Regions from separate parts of the Mus musculus genome. Here region 2 is linked to region 1. A link is a loop called in an ENCODE intact Hi-C map of the cell type or tissue named here. Cell type or tissue: left cerebral cortex. All regions are shown on one strand. Links, peaks and the distances in the headings refer to the core of each region. The heading gives the core; the rest is flanking DNA. Region 1 overlaps Gm41531 (a long non-coding RNA gene). Region 2 overlaps Smoc2 (SPARC related modular calcium binding 2).

The links. A loop is a pair of places that touch in the nucleus more often than their neighbours do. Peaks named below come from ENCODE experiments on the same cell type or tissue, not always from the same donor. Only the 100,000 strongest peaks of a DNase experiment are listed, where the experiment ranks them.
Region 2: a loop joins it to region 1, with 2.4 times the contacts of the local background. A loop is called at or near these places in 7 of 42 quality-filtered maps.

Annotation. Positions count from the first base shown.
Region 1 is chr17:14,235,889-14,244,227 of GRCm38, forward strand. Gm41531 (a long non-coding RNA gene) reads left to right here. Exons shown (of 2, transcript XR_876621.1): 2 at 2,220-3,592. Among named protein-coding and RNA genes, the nearest start is that of Gm34567, 9.6 kb to the right of the region's middle. In left cerebral cortex, for the core only: no CTCF peak of the experiment used is centred there; DNase peaks (open chromatin) are centred at 3,400, 4,230 and 6,930.
Region 2 is chr17:14,402,965-14,411,303 of GRCm38, forward strand. It overlaps Smoc2 (SPARC related modular calcium binding 2), which reads left to right. Exons shown (of 13, transcript NM_022315.2): 13 at 531-1,826. The coding sequence ends at 548. Among named protein-coding and RNA genes, the nearest start is that of 4930474M22Rik, 8.2 kb to the left of the region's middle. In left cerebral cortex, for the core only: no CTCF peak of the experiment used is centred there; no DNase peak of the experiment used is centred there.

The DNA of each region.
Region 1 (8,339 bases), core at 81-8,080:
AGCCAAGGAGATATGGTGCTGCTTCTCCTCGGAAGGAGTGATGGAGAGAAACTACTGATCAGTCCAGTTCTCCAGAGGAAGAGAGGGACCTGGACCACTGACTGCAGTAGAAATTCAAGGCAGATGCAGCTGTTGGGAACCCTGGGCCAGCACAGAGCCACCTCATCAGCATTTTACCCCAAGCTTGGTGCCCAACTGTCCTGGCTATGAGAGACAAGAGATAGGGGTTGACTTGCTGGGAGTACAGAGCTGTTCTCCAGAAGCCAGCTTCAGCATCCAGTACATGGATGCCATCTGGGATCAGCCAGTGGCTCAGATGTGGTCATCTAGGTGTGTCCAGAAGGGTCTTTGTGAGGGCAGAACCCACCATGGCAGAGGGAAGCTACTAGGGATGGCAAAACCACCTTGTTCTTCTTCCAGAAATGGCTGGTCCTTCCCTTTAGGGTCTCCTGAAGCTATCTGGAAACCCCAGCTTCTCCAAAGTTGGAGCATGGGGCCAGCTATTCTCAGGTCCTTCTTGGAGATTGTTCCTGGTGTCCTGGCTGACACAGAGGTCATGTGACCCTTGTGCTATAATACAGTCCTATAGATGCCAGTTCCTCTCAGGTAGATGCCTAGTCCTATCATCTGAGGAAGGGCTTCAGCATGTACCGATGATGCTAAGGAAGTGCCTATCCTTGCCCCGACTGCCCAGGCTACTGGAGTTTCAAAGAACAGTATTTGCAGAAATGGTTCTAGGTCCCAGGAAATCATGAGCACAGGATGGTTGCCATTCTCTGATGTTCCATTCCAGAAGTCGCAAGATCTGATGTAGAACCTCAGGTTGGGCCTTAAGCTACCACAACTCCCAGAGTCTTAGTGGGATTGGGTGAGGCACACTCCAGACTTACTTTTTGCATGTGTGTTATCACTGTGACTATCAAGTATCACTTCTTGGGCCAGGACACAGTACTTGGCTGTGGGACCAGATGGAGGTAGGGGAACTTGAGCTTCATTCTGTCTCTACTTAGCTTTGAGAATGTTGATACTCCATGCCAAACTTATCTATAAGACAGGTATCATACTACACTCTCCACAGAAATCCCCCTATAAGAAAGCCATGTTCCAACATTCACTACGTGTCTGTGTATGATAAAGTTGAAGACCATTGGCTGTCAGTCCTGGAGGGTCTCCATGGACAGTCATGAGCAGCAGATAGGCTTATAGGTGAGCAAGAACAATGTGTCTCCCATGTCTCTCTGGGGTGAGGGGTTGCTCTGAGGTGAGGAGTTTTGCACTGGGGACAGGAGGATCCCTTTGGGACCAGTGTCATGATGACACACTGGTAATCCAGGGGCTTCTTGTTTCCTCCTCAGCCTCTCTCTCTCACATGGAATTGGCTCCTCTCCGAGGTGGCATAGCTCTGAACAAGGTCTTTGGGGCTGAGAATGAGTCACCTGAAGCTGGAAACCAGATCCGGCCTCTGGGCCCATTCGTCCTGGAAGTGTCAGTATGGAATTGACATCAGGAATGCTTCTCTGTGCCTTTAAACGTCCACTGCACACGGCTGTTTGGACAGGTCTTACACTGCTCCGTGTAATGGAGTCCATACATTCAATGGTTTAGAATATCTGAGCCAATACATCCTTTTTTCTCCATGGCCTCATAAAACCTGACATTTATAATCTTTCTGCTTTCAGGACTTAAAAGATTGGTACCACAGAGGTGGCCCAGCCACATGTGCACATGGTTAGAGGCGTTTTTTAAATAAAGGCATCTCTTGGGGTTTGGTTTGGTTTGGTTCTGTGTTTTCATACCACCAGATGCTTAGTAATCTGTTGACTTAGTAAAGTATGTATTTCATCCCCAAAGAAAACTCTCAAACAATTGGCATCCTCAAACCTCTAGGCACGGGATTAAATTTTGAACAAAGACCCTTGGCTTCTTCAGACCCCAGCGGGCCCCACCTATGACCAGGATGGAAGACACAGTGCCGTTTTTTAATAGTCTCTCCCTGCAGCATTCAGAGAAGATGCTGTCCCCAGAAGTTTGCAGGAATAACCAGGTGCCACACAAGCAGAACAGAGTTGGGGGTGAGGGTGGGAGTGTCATGTCTATATCTGCACAAACACTCTGATGTTTGGGGGGGTATATTTTCTGTTCTCTCCACCAAACTTCTTCACATTTAAGCAGGGGAGTGGAGAGTTTTTTAGTGTAGTGTTTGTTTTTCCACTTGACAGTGCTCTGAGTTGCTCACAGCTCCTGGTCAGCTGGGGGACAGGGAAGTCTCTCTATCCCTCTGACTTTTGTCCTGAGAACTCTGCCGCAGACCATGCAGCTGTGACAATGATGCTGACTGGATGGTCCTGATGTTGACTGGCCTCTGCAGTGGCTCCATCATCGAAAGATACAACTGACATGGGCCACACTGCTGTTACATGCAAGCCCCTTCTGCCTGTGACATCGTGGGGAGCCTTTTGAACTCCTGTTAGATGTTCCTGTTCTCCTCTGGCTAGAGACCACAGTCCCTGGTCCCCCCAGTTTCTGGTAAGATTCATGGTTTGTCGCAAAGCCCCTTCGTTCTGTTGCCAGCTTCTGTCGATTGCTTCTGATTCTTGAATGAGAGGGGGAGATGCCCGACAGGTCAGTATGTGGCGGGCGCCATGTGAGACCTTTAGGTCCCTGTCCTCTTGGCCATGAAACATTTATATGGGGTATAGACTGCTCTCCTGCAGCTGTGGAGATGAATCGGCCCAGCAACTACACCCATGCTTGCCTCACACCCTTCACACCTGAACTCTTCTCAGCAGAAATCAGCATGCGCCGGTGTCTCAGGACCAAATGGCATCTGTGGGAAGCTGGTCTGTTTTGACTGGTTCAAAGGAGGATTGCTGCCATTTCTAAGCGAGAGTTTTTACTCTTCGAAAAGACCAAGAGATGTCCCTCTCTTCTGCTGGATTTTGCCCATCCTGTGCCACACTATGTCCCATCAGGAAATGATGGCGGGCAAGACCCAGCGAACTGCAGGAACCAGTGGATATGGATGTGGTCAGTCCTCCTGTCCCTGGACCTGGCACGGGAACTCTGAGCTTCCTATTGCTGCCACGGCAAGTCCACTCACTTGGTGATTTGAAAGCAGGATAGACCTGCTGTCCCAGAGTTCCTGAGGTCAGAAACCTGAAGTCAGACTCACTGGAAAGGGGAAAGTGTGGGCAGGGCTGGTCCATTCTTCAGGTCCCAGGCACTGTACCTTTCCTGGCCCTTTCCAGTTTCTAGAGGCATGTGTACCTCTCTACCTTCTAAATGTGTCACCCGGTGTAGCTTCTGCTCATGGAATGTATCAGCTCTTTGCATTGAACAGATGGTCAGGTAGTCATTTCCTTCTAGAGGGAGGTATTTATGGCGCTGAGGAACACCCCCTCTCCCAACCACACAAAGCCATTTAACAATGGCTGGAGAGAGGACTGTGGTAGTTGCATTGGGCAGGGAGCTCCAGGGATGCCAACCCTGTGAGTTTTACCCAGGCCAGGTGAGACTCTCTTATGATGCTCCCTGTCTTGGAGTCACCCATGGTCCTGAGAGTACCCAGAATAAACTCTGGTTCACCATGTTAGATTGGGAATCATGGTTCTTAAGATCTGCCATCATTAGTACACTATCTAGGGAGAACAGATATGTGTTTATTTCTCTCCAGAGAAAGTCATATAAGAGACTCTCTTCCTCTTTCTCCCAAGGATACTTGTGACTATGTCCAGGGCTCACTAGGCAATCTAGGGCCATACCTCCTCCCAACCTCCAACCCCAAGGCTTCTGACCAGGGCTCATCTGTAAAGTCCCTTTTGCTGTAAACCATGTCAACAGCCTTCAGGTGTCAGGGTGAGACTCCTCAGGGGTTACATATGCAGCTTTCTCTATTGGTCCCACTGTCTGGAGGTTTTCTGTAGGGTATATACTGAGGCTATATGGATCCTGGCTTATCCAAACCCACTTGCGTTCATTTGTTCTAAACTCTGAAACTTCAGCAGTGCCGCACCTGACCTCACTGTGTTAAGGCTGAGTAAACAGAGAGTTCTGGGTGTCACTGCCGCAGAGCCCGTACCTGGGATGGAGCCTGAGGATCCTCACTTAGCACATTTCCTACTTATAGAGGGTTGGCTGTGGGCACGGAAGACGACCATGAGTGACGGCTGTTGAAATAAAACAGGAGCCAATAAAGGAGCAATGAGTCACACTGTGGTCACAGTTATACCAGCCAAGCTCTTGTAAACGGTAGGGCTGTGGGACACAAGTGAGCCCACACCGGGCTGACTCGCTGGGAGTCTTCATGGACGCCTGGCATGACGACTGCCCAGCTGTCACTGTCATGTGCTTGTAATAGCACCTACAAAAGACATAACGGGTCTTTAGCTTTTCCCTGTCTTTAAGGGACTATGAGGCTCTGATCTCTCTCTCTCTCTCTCTTCCCTGACTCTCTTCTCTCTCCCCCCTCTCTCTGTTGTTTTCTGGCTCATTAAAGGGTGGGTATTCCCAATTTTGGACTAGACCTTTCAAACCATCATTGAAAATAAACATTTTCATAAGTTCATTATTTTAGGTATCTTGGTCTATCTGATTAATATAAAGAATCGGTGTCAGGAGTGAGATCATTGGTACAGCTATATTGGCAAGATGGAGGAGGCTTTGCTTTATAGGGGGAGCTTGGAGGGCCTCAAAGGAGCAGCCAGAAAAACCTGGAGCACATTGAGGAGACTGTATTGGCAATTCTGCGCAAGCTCAGAACAGAATGTAGAAGAAAATGTAGACAGTAGAGGCCATCTTGATGAGGTTTCAGATGAACATGAACAGAACAGTCTCCTGGGAACTATAAAGAGGCTATCCGTATTTGTACTACAACATAAAAAAATGATTGCATTTTGTCCGTGTCCTGGGACTTGTTAAGACTGAGCTTAAAAGGTGACAGACAACTCCTCTGGTGGAGAGAATTCGAAGGCAGCACAGTGTCCAGACAGATGAGTGAGTGTAACTCTTCTTTAGCCAACTTTATAAGTGAGGATCAGCATCAAAGGGGGAGCAGAATAGCAGGATCTGGAAAACCTGTGGCACGGCCAAGAAAGAAGTGTCTATTTTTGTTCTATCCAGGGCAGGTACAGTCAACAGTTCAACATAAAGCACCCAAGTGCTCCAGGCCTTTACCAGAGGCTCAGAAGTGTAGAAATGCAAATGTGTTTCAGAGATTTTTCCAGGGCAGATTCCCCCACCCCCAACCCAAAGAGCCCTGGAGTGTTCTGCATGCCCAGAACTGTCCTTGGATTCAGATCCACTTCCTTCTGCTCAGCCCGTGAAATGTCCCAAGGGTACCATAAATATGGCTCAAGCATACCTGTTGGTTCAAGCACACCTCACAATCGTCTCCACCATACTGGTTCTGCAGATGGGCAGAGGGTACGAGTTGTTATGCTGTCAGAGGCTTCCAGTGGGATTTCAAGGAAATGCTCTCGATGCCAGGGCAGTGTGTGGCAGGATCAGAGATGATCCGTGCAGTCATCAATAGGACAGTGGAGACCCAGGAATATGAAGCATGTGTTTGGAAAACTATCGATAGCGTGGGAAGCCTGCCTGGGAGAGCAGTCATGTGTGTTGCAACCAGCCATGTTGTAAGGGTGGAGTTCCTCAGAGTTCATGGCCCATGATCATGATCCTTAGAAGTTGCCATGGAGACTATGACTTCAAGTTATGTTTTCCTTGCTGAGTTTCAGTCTTGGCCTGGTACCTCCTCTCTGCTTCTCTCTATTCTTCATTTTTAGAGTATGAATCTGGGTGTCGAAGGTTTGTTACAGGGGCTCCTGGTCAAGTTTGTCTGGAATCTCAAGGGAGTCTTCAGACGTGTCCCTTGGGGTGACACTGAACAGGTGAGACTTGGATAATCCTGGGATGGACTGAGGGTCTTTTGCACTGTGAGATGGACATGAGCCTTTGGGGATAGCAATAAAATGCTGTATTTAGGTGTCTGGTATCCCCCATTGGGTGCGTGTCAAAGGCTCCTCACGGCAGTGCCACTGGGAAGTAGAAGAAGATAGAGATAGACTAACTGGCCCTTAGATGCCGAGGGCATGGCCTGCGGAGAAAATCCCACGGGTCTCTGGGATTTTCCTCCTCTCTGTTGGCCTCCTGGATGTGAAGTTTCTTCTGTCTCATTTTCCCTATCAGTACCCGAAATGCCCCAAAAGCTGAGTCCATCCAAGCGTGGGCTGGAACTATTAAAACCACGAGACACAGTAAACCTTTCTCTTCACAAGCTAATTGTCTCAGGTTTTTTGTTACAGTAATGAGTAATGGCAAGCTGATTAAAGAGAGCTTTGTGTTTTCCTTTTGAGGAAATGATGTTGCTGTCGTGGTTGGCTTAGAAAGGAAATTTCTGTGAGCTTCATTTTTTTTTTTTCATGGCAGTTTCTCTGTATAGCCCTGGCTGTCCTGGAACTCACTCTGTAGACCAGGCTGGCCTCAATCTCAGAGATCTGAGTGCCTCTGACTCCTGAGTGCTGGGATTAAATTGTGTGCGCCACCATGCCTGGCTTGAAAAAATTTTAAACTATTATTTAAAATTCACTATACATGAATACATGCCGATGTGTTATACAAAGTCCTTCTCAATAATATTTCAGATATGTCAAGCATCTCTCCTCCTCCCCCTTCTTCTCCTGCCATCCCCTTTGTCACCCTAGCATTATTTTTATTCCCATGTTCTACATGTATGTGTGATTCTGTGTGTCTGTATAAATCCTATTACTCACAGACGAGAAAAGAAAGATATGATATGTATCTTTCCGAATCTGACTCATTTTCTTTGGTACAGTGATCGCCAGTCGCACCCATTTTCCCACAAATACTTCTTTCTTTATGGCTAAATAAAACCCTATTGTGCATCTGTGGTACATCTCGCCCACATCTGTGGTACATCTCGCCCACATCTGTCATGGGCATCTAGGTTGACCATAATAAACTTGGCCAGCATGAGCAGTGCTGCAGTGAACACATGAATATTTGCAAGTATCTCTAAGACACGTCGGCATTGGGTCTTACTAAGGAGGGGTATAACAGGCTAATCTGGAAAGTTCTATTTTTAGTTTTTGTAAGAGCCCCCTCCACTGATTTCCACATTGGCTGCACCATTCCCCAGAGATGCATAAAGAGGATCGAACATTTTCAATGACATGTTCGCCTCCCATTCTCCCTCTCGTCAGTAGATCAGCCAGTAGCTCAGGACAGAAAGAGAATGGGGTCCTGGAAAGTTTTCTGTAGATGACCGGGTCTGGGAATGTCAGATCGTTCCCTCAGACTTGAGATCTCCGTCAGTCAGAGCAGCAAAAACATGTTTTTCCTAGTCTAAAACCACTCACAAATCATGGGTTATAAGTTACAACAACAAAATCTCAGTCCTGTTCAGAACTGACACACATCCGCACCCAGCACGTATCAGAGGACTACAGGCCGTTCACTGTGGGTTCTGTGCATGGCTGTGTAGTGGGTGGCTGTCTCCCCTGAACGGGACTTTCAGGGACAGTCTAGGGCACTGGCAGGGGCCCCCAACCACCAACGGCTGGCTTGGAGGCCGCAACAAGGGGAATTGGTAATACATGGCTTATATTTCCCTTAAAATAAATATCTGCTGAAAAATTAAAGGGAAACGTGGTTGGCCAAATGTATTTGGGTTTTAATCAAACCAGAGTTATGTGAAAAATAGCCCGAATACTCAAATAACTGAGGCCACTGTCAAGAACTCACAACAGTGTCTGTGGAGGGCGAGCTGGCTTCAGATCTAACCTGAGGGCCAGGTAGCCACAGCCAGGGTGGGCTCTGACAATTCGAGGAATGAGTTTATATATTTCTGAATCTGGAGCACACATAAGAGAACAAGGTTTTCCCTTAACTCCCCTTGGAGAGGTCCCCAACACCCCATCTACTGCATGAAGTTGTCTATTGCATGAAGGGGCTTACATAGGAGCCTAGGAAGCAAGGAACCAGGTGTGTGTGTGTTGCGGGGGGGGGGGGGGAATCTCAGTGGCAGACAGAGCAAGTGGACCTAGATCCCAGGATGGCTGTGCCCTGAGACAGTATGGAAGGATGGCTGCATCCTTGGAGATGTGACCAGTGTGGCCCCCAAGGCACCAAGAGACTGTTTGGAGACCTTATTTTATTCTGAGTGTTCATGTTCGAGAGGAAAGATAGAGGCTATCTGTATTCTGCTTTATCCGACAGGCCTGGATGTCCCCTGGCCATCAAGAGCAGGGCATAACATTCAGGGTCCTGGTTGAACCTCCTAGGAAAAGCGTTTGCTTCACTGCTAGGAAATGAAACAGATC
Region 2 (8,339 bases), core at 164-8,163, 170 kb after region 1:
TCATTTATACAGCTTGATGCACTTGATAAAAAGATGGCTGCTTTTATTTATTTATTTTTCATTTTCTAAATGACTTCCCTTGAAAGTCTATTTGGTGAAGGACAGCAAACACAGATGCAAGCTGCATTTCTTCTTAGGTAAAAAACAGCAAGACAGAAACATCCAAAGGAAAGAAATTATGACTGTTTAGGCTGGGGGCACCCGTAACCCAAGCTGAAGTCTGGTGACTGCAAGTTTGGGACTTTATCTGTGCCACCTTGAAGTTAGTTCACTTACAGTATCTGAAGTCAATGCAATCTTTCTCAGATGATATATTCTGCTGGTGATTTCCAGGGAAGAAAAGACTTCCTAAACAACGGGCCCACTCATTCTTTACTGTAAGGTACCCTGTCCTTTCCTGTATGGCTTCCCTCATAGCAAGTAGGTTTATTTTCAGGAGCAAGTCATTGTCTGCATAGGGAAGACATAGACATCTTCCTAAGATTATCTTCATTTTGTTGTTTGCTTGTTTGTTTGTTTTGTTTCTCCAGCCCAGGAAACAAGGATGAACGGCTGACTACTCAAGACAGTTCCTAGACATGTGGGAATTTTCCCTCACCAAAGAGCAATTAAAAACAAAAAACATATAGTATTTGCACTTTGTACTTTAAATGTAAATTCACTTTGTAGAAATGAGATATTTAAACGGACTGTTGTGATCTGTGAAAACGGAAGGCTGGCTTCGGGAAATTAATCACATACAATGTATGTGTCCTTGTTTGACCTTCAAGATCTGTGCTGGTGGGGTGGGTTTTAAATGCATTTCAACTTCACTTCCTCGTCCCTCTGTGGAGGGCCTGGTTTATTCCCTTGCCCTTTCCTCTGCCTGCAGTCTCCGTTGGCTTGCTCTCCGTGCTCTTGATGCCAGCCAGAGCCTACCGTATCCTTAGAAGCTTGCAGTGGTTGCCTGTTTCATAAAGTTTTGCTCTCTAGAGATGTCACTCACACCATGGGTCACACAGGCACTAGCTCAGGCATAGCCTTAACTTCCAGTAGCCCCTGCTTGAGACTATGCTGTTAGGCTCCAGTTTTAGCTTCTGCTTGAGCCAACCCTACTGTTAAATCCCCGGGGAGCTGAATGGACAAGCAGCCAGAGAGTCCTCTTTCAGAGAGCACATCTAACTCTGGCCTGCCGACTCCATCTCATTGGCCCAGGAAGGATCCAGTCTACCTGCCTCACTTCTGAGTGCCTGGGCCATCCTGCTAGGGTCCACTGGAAAGGAAAAATGCCTTCTACAGAGATCATGGACCACATCCTGAGGAAGGCACAGCTAGACTACATCGTCCCAAGAGTGCTGAACAACAGGCAGCTGAGAATGTCAATTTCATTTTGTGGAGGCATCGGGTTTGAGGGAATTCACCCAAGGCCACTATGGGATGAAGGTTATGAACTGGATGACCATACTGTGAGAGACTGAACTAGATTGGGTGTATGGCTGGCTGTCACTTTCTGACCTAGGTCAGTCTGTACTCTCTGTTCTCAAGGAACAGTGGCAGATGGGAGGAGAGCTGGGGCAATTCTTTCAGATTGTGGTTTATATGGGAAATTGTTCATGGTCCCCAGCCTCTCAATGTATGTCTGTAGATGCATTGTGAACGCATGCTGCAGAAGGCCTTTGCTCATTTGAACTGTGTAGAGGCAAGAAGTGACCGGCTCATGTCAATGCTGTCTACAAACGAGTATGATCCTAACTGTTTTGGATAATCTTTTATATTTCTGAACTCTGAATTTAATCATTTTATTAGATTAAAATATGCGATTAAATTGTGTGAGTCTTCTTTTCAGCATTTCATAAAAGATTACTGTTTAAAAATTAGTTTTTAGATTATTCTAGATGTGTGAGAGTCTTGCCTGCCTGTATGTCTGTGCACCTCGTTCATGTTTGGTGTCCGTGGAGGTCAGAAGAGAGCATCAAATCTTCTGAAATAGTAGTTACGGACAGTTGTGAGCTGCTAGATGGGTACTGAGATTGAATGTGGTTCCTCTGCAAGAACAACAAATGCTCTTTACACTGAGTTCTCTCTCTAGTTCTTCATGATTGCTCACTGTAAAATGTGTCCACTAGTGGAAGCCAAAGTTGTGGGTGCTAGCCCAGCAGATTTGGGTCTGATTTTGCCTGTTGAAGGAGTCTGTGTGAAATGGGATATGTTCCTCAACTTTTCTGAACCTTGGGGTTTCTTTTCCAGGACTGGAGTGCTGGTTCATTCCACGACAGGTGGCATGTATGAGTTAATAGTTGTGAATGCTTCAATCTGCCCTGTGTGATACACTAGAAGTTTCTATGCCCTCTCTGTGTGACAGACCTCCAGTATGGATTAATGTCACCCGCCCCATGCTTCTCCTGCTGCAGACACTCCAGACATGACAGAAGCAGTAAATGGCACCTTGTTTTATCAAAGCTACTGCTATTCCACGAGGCAATTAACCAGTACCCCGAAGGTGACATTTTCCTTCTCCCATTCCAACCTCCAGAGCTCTGCAACACCCTGATTTGCTCCGTGACATCTCACGAAAACTCTTGAAGTCCCTTCCCTCCCCGGTCAATCTCATCCAGTATCTCTACTTCATCTCTGGTCCTCCAAACTCAGCACAGGAAAACCCTCAGGCTGAGCAATGATGACACAGGAAGAGGGAATGAGAAGGCCAGAAGGGCACAGAGTGAAGAAAGGGTTTAGGCCAGGTTCTAAAGAAGGCACGAGAGAGGACAGAATGTTCAGGAGGCTGACAGATCATGGGTGAGGCAGGAGCTACACATGGTTCTGATTGCAGGGCATTAATACTGAAAATCTAAACCAGCAGTTGGCTCCCCTCTCTGCCCACAATAGCTACATTTAGGGTTGGACGCCTCCTCTAGAATGCCCCATCACCGTCTTCCTTTCCTGCATCCTTGCCATCCTATGAGGATGCCTTCGGAAGCACACCGAGCGTCTCATACATCCTTTGCACAGATGTTACATATGAACTGTTTCCACTATCAATGTGAAATGTCTCAGCTCTTGCTGAAACTGGTGTGGACTGACTAATGTGATCCTAGGCTTCCAAGGGCAAAACCAAATTGTGCAAGCAACGCTACTCCAGAAAGACAGAAAAAAAAAACCCATAAAGGGTAAAACCAGAGGAACAGATGATGATGGTGAGGGTAGTCAGGATGCTGTTATTGATAATAGTGATGATGGTGACTGTGGTGGTGTTAATGGTGGAGGCAGTAATGGTGATGATGACATAATGATGACTATGCTGATGATGGTTATGATACTGATGATTGTGATAATAATGTGATAATGGCAATGGTGGTGATGATGATGATGATACAGTCATGATTGGTGGTGGTGGCAGTCATGGTGGTAATGGGGATATGATGTGATGACTGTGATGATGGTTATGATTATCACCACAACCACCGCCACCATCACTACAGCCATCACCATTACCATGACCGTTACCACCACCACCATCGTCATCATGACCACCATCATCCCCATTATAATCATAGTCACCCTCCTCCTGTCATCCAAGTAGGATGACAATGAAGCAGGGAAGCCTTTTCAAGCAGGAGGAAAGTGACTGTGATAATAACAGTGATGGTGGTGGTCATGATGCTGGTGGTGGTACTGTTGCTGCTGCAGCTACATGATAATGGTGTTGCAGGGGAAAGATGATTTTAATCTTAATACCATAGCCTACCCCACAGGCCAAAATTTGGAATACATTTTGAGTAATTAGATATCAAGACATTTTTAGTATTTCTTCCCTTTCGAAAGATGTGCTGGCCACCTTTTTCCTATTTTTCCGCTGTGCTGCGAACAGCTCCCATGGAACACTTAGCAGCTCAAGTATGTCTGCTTTGTTTCTGTTCTTGCCTCTGTGTGTGGTCTGAGATAGCCAAATAGTCAAGACCTTGTTGGACCTGGTTCTTGGCCCCATGCTGGACACAGGACTACTCTGGGCTCTCACCCTTTGGATGAGTGTGCCTTGGGGCATTTTCTCTAATGGTTGTGCAGACACAGTGAGCTCAGCTGTGTAAGTGCCTGCTTGTCTGTCTGTGCTGCCAATTCTGTCATGCGAGTCTGTCTGTCATGAGAGTCAGTGAGTGCCACAGGCCAGGAAGCCATGACAGGGTGGAATGCAGGACAGAGCTACACTCCTGGGCCCCAGTCTGCGCATCATGTATGTGGATATTCTGATAACAAAACACTAGTTTCCTGAGGTAGTAGGTAGAAAGGGAATGGATGCTGAGCACTGTGGGGAGAATGTAGCTGTGAGCTCCACACTGACCTAGCGTGGCTCATGGCCACATAAACGCCCCCAAAGGTGTTTTTCAACACCTCAAACCAGACAGTGGCTCCTTCCCAGGAATCCTCAGGATTATTTATTATATAGTAAATAATAAATATGTATAAATACTAAATTGTTTGTGGTGTGAAGAACTTTCCATGGTGTTCCATAGCAGTCCGTGGTTGGTCTGATTACTTCACGTCTAGCTTTGATGTTTCTCCTAACAGGACACTTGAGTCTAAAGCACAGACAATCCCTCTAAGGTCTAAGAATGGACCAAGGGGAATGAGCAGGAGTGGATTTTGTTTCTTAGAAACAGAAATTATAAAGGGGAATAGCAGTGACCTAGGAACTCAGTTAATCTTCTCAGCAAACCCAAAGTCAGGGAGAAACCAGATGCATGGGCTGATGCAGCCATCTGCTCTGTGGTTCTCTCAGACTCCTGGATCCTGGTTTTGAGGTCTGTCTCCATAATGTCTCAGGGGCTCCTGACAGCGCCTCGGGACCAGAGGAAGAAAGGAGGGCAGGGAAGCTGGGGAAACTTGGATACGCTACATTTTGCTTCATGCTTTTAGTTTCCCGTGCTCTAGCCAGTAGAACCTCATCAGATCTCTGGCCATAAGCTATAATCTCAGCCTTGTCACTCTCCGCTTGCTCCCTGCCTTGGATAAGACAGGAATCTGAATCGGCAGAGGGGAAGAGACCTGCTCAGCAGACAGAGCTGCATTGCCCCAAGGCAGCCTCTCATTCTTGGTGGAGCAACAACACCTCGTGACTTTTATCTATCGTATATATTTTATGTGATGTCAGTGGCTCCTTTCCTGCCTCTTGCCTCTGGATGCCTGAGTGCTTAGTAATGATGATAAGTGGGTTGCATAATTCAGTTCATGTGTGTTACCCGGCAGGGAGGTTTTACATGGCCTTCTGTTAAGTCTTTAACTTCAGAACAAATAATTTTATCCTCAAGTTAAAATTGAAATCATACCCAGTAAATAAATAATAAATAAGTATAAATACTAAGTTGTTTTTTGCCAGAATTAGAGTTTTGATATCCCCTACAACCTGGCTTGAAGATGTTTCCCCTCCCCAGTGAAGATGTTTCTTTATTAGAGGAAAAATATATTCGGGGTACTTCAGAGTATCTTTTAGCAAGGCTGGACTTACTAAAAGGGCTCTTTTGTGTGCTTTAGTTTTAATTTACATATTCATGACTCGCCCATTATCATTAAATTCTATCACTTAATACATGCCGAACCATTTATTTTTGCATAAGGAAATATTCTTCTAACTTGGTGAGAGATTTGACTAATTGAGCTCTGCTCTAATGAAATAAATCAGTTACCTTGTTTATCAAGACAAGGATTCTTTAGAGAAAGATTGCCGTGGACTTGATCCTCCTGCCTCAACCTCCCAAGCGTTGGGAATTTCTGATGAGTACCATCACATCGATAACAAGGAAGTTATTTCTAAAAGTAAAATGAAATAAAATGGCCTGTATGAGGGATGGTCAGAGGGCAGCTTGGATTTTCAGTTGGTTTCTGTAACATCAGGAAACCACAGCTTACTACTGCGTTTGACCTTTTCAGAGATGCAGGTACACGGGAACAAGATTTCAGTGGACCAGGCTTTCTCTGACACAGCATCTCCACATTTGTAATGACAGTTTTGACTTCCTGAGCCTTCTAGAGGCACCATCTCCATTTGTAACAAAGAGGAGCCCAAGTGGATGGCATCTATTCTGAATTCTTCCCTCCTCCTTCCTCACTCGGCAGACCATTACCTAAAACCGCACAACGAAGGAGTAGGAACTTGGCAATGAGAATCCACACCAAGCACATAGAATCTTGTAGTCTGTGAAGTGAGGGCTCTATCTGTTTTCTATCTACTTGATATCCAACTAGTTAGGTCACCAAAGACTCTTGGCAGAGCATGGTGGTGGTGTCACCTCAGCTCCTGAGAGGCTGAGACAGGAGGATTTCTAGCTTGAGGCCAGGCTAGCCAAGCTCTCAAACTGAGTCAGATGCCAGCCTGCTTCTGGGCTACTATTAAATTCCTTCTGTTTGAGTGGAAGAATGAAAAGGACCCACGTATCCACAAAGATGGCATGAATTAAGAGGTTTGTGTAAGAGTATGCATACTGCCTCATCTCTTTTGAGACACTGTGATTTCTCTTTTAACATTCCCAGATAGATGTGCCTAAAAACACCCATTAAATGAAATGTAAAGGGTTATATTCCTTATAAGAGAAAAGATGTATTTAGCTCAGATAGGAAATTCAAGTCCAACATTGGATGGCCCCTTGGGAGGACAGATGGCAAGAGTGAATATTTATCCCATATCCTAGCGACCTGTTGATTCCTCCAAAGGGTCCTACTCTCTTAAGTGTTCTACCACATCCCTAAAGTACCATGATGAGAATCACCTTTCAGTTCCTGTCTTTTGAGTGACTCTATATATCCAAAGAAAAACCATATAAAAATGTGGGCCATCGTTAATTACCATTAACAGACACATTCCAAAAAGATGTAAATGATGACGACTACCCTTGCATCATCATATCACTGCGGTCCTTGTGGGGAGTGGCTTCCTCCTGCATGGGGAGAGGCTGCTAGACTGTCACAGGGCCAGCTCATATTGGCACCCTCAAAGCAATATTAGGTCTCCACAACCACTACTGCAAAGTCCTCAGGGTCTTGAAACCACTGCCCACCTCTCAGAGTCCTCACCATTAAATCAGCTCTGTAACTTGACTTCGAGATCTCAGTATGTCTTTAAGGTCAATGAAAACTCTTCCCTTTTACATTTTCTACCCCATCTTGTGACAGGATGTGGAGATGCCATCATTCATGTTCTCTAGACACAAGAGAACTGCCAGGGAGTCTTGTCCTCTCAACCTGGAGGAACCACGGTGTTCAGAGCCTGCATCGCAGTAGAGGGAACATGGGGACTGCTTTCTGTCTCATTTCATTGAGATGAAATGTAGATAGACTAATAAAAGGAAAATGTTTCTGTTAAACAAAATTTGGAAGGAACGACAGTAACAACCCCAGCTGGTTACCTTTAGGGCGTCAAAAAAGCCATGTGAACAAATGCTCCTAGCAACAAGACTGATGTTCTTATTTGATTACAAATCCAACCTGTTATTCATCAATCAGACCTTGTCCCTTTGGAAAGCCTGTCTTCTGAGTGACCTAAATGTTCCTCACTGAGGTAGAGCTAGGCTTACATCCCTCTGGTCCCACTCTTCAGTGACCTTTTCAAGGCTTGCCACCGATGTTCCTGTGAGTGGACAGGGACAGGGAGCTGTGTGCTCTCTTTTTTGAAGTCCCCCCCCCTCCGTTTCTGTTTTAGCTACTGGGCCCATATCAATGCTCAGGCAAGCATGCTGACTGACATAGGGGAAATGGGCGGGTGCCAAAGACAGCATTTCTATACAGAAGGCAGCAGGAATAGGAAGAGACCTTTGGGCATGCTTTAGATTGATTTGGGAGTGTGGTGTCAGCCTATGTGAGGTGGCCACTTTTTCCTTTAGTTTTCAGAATTTCAGCTCCCTTTAAAAAAGGAACACCATTGTTCACCTCACAGGATAACATCTAACAGGGCTCCAGAGGAGGGTCACATGGTTTTGCTGCTTATTGCCTGCCCTCCGTGTTCCATCTTCCCTATAGAAAGGTTCTGAAGACCCCTGCATACACACATGATCCACTCTCCCCTGTAGGACTGCAGCTGGGACGCCCTGCCCTCTGGACTGTTGGCCTGTGGCTGTGGGCAGCCTTTGCCAGTGCCCAGCACAGCACTGGTACTCCTGAGCATGCCCCATTTCTATTTACTATGAGCCTTTATCTACTGGGCTTTTGATGCCTCCTTTTGGACATGGGGATGCCTTATTCATGGAGAAGAGGTCTCTCACCAACTCCACACGTACTGCTTCCCACTCACCCTCCATCCTTCCGTAGTGGCCTTGGAGACAAGCCTGCAGCCCAGGATGTACCATGACCATCCTTTGTTCCCAGCTAATGCCCAG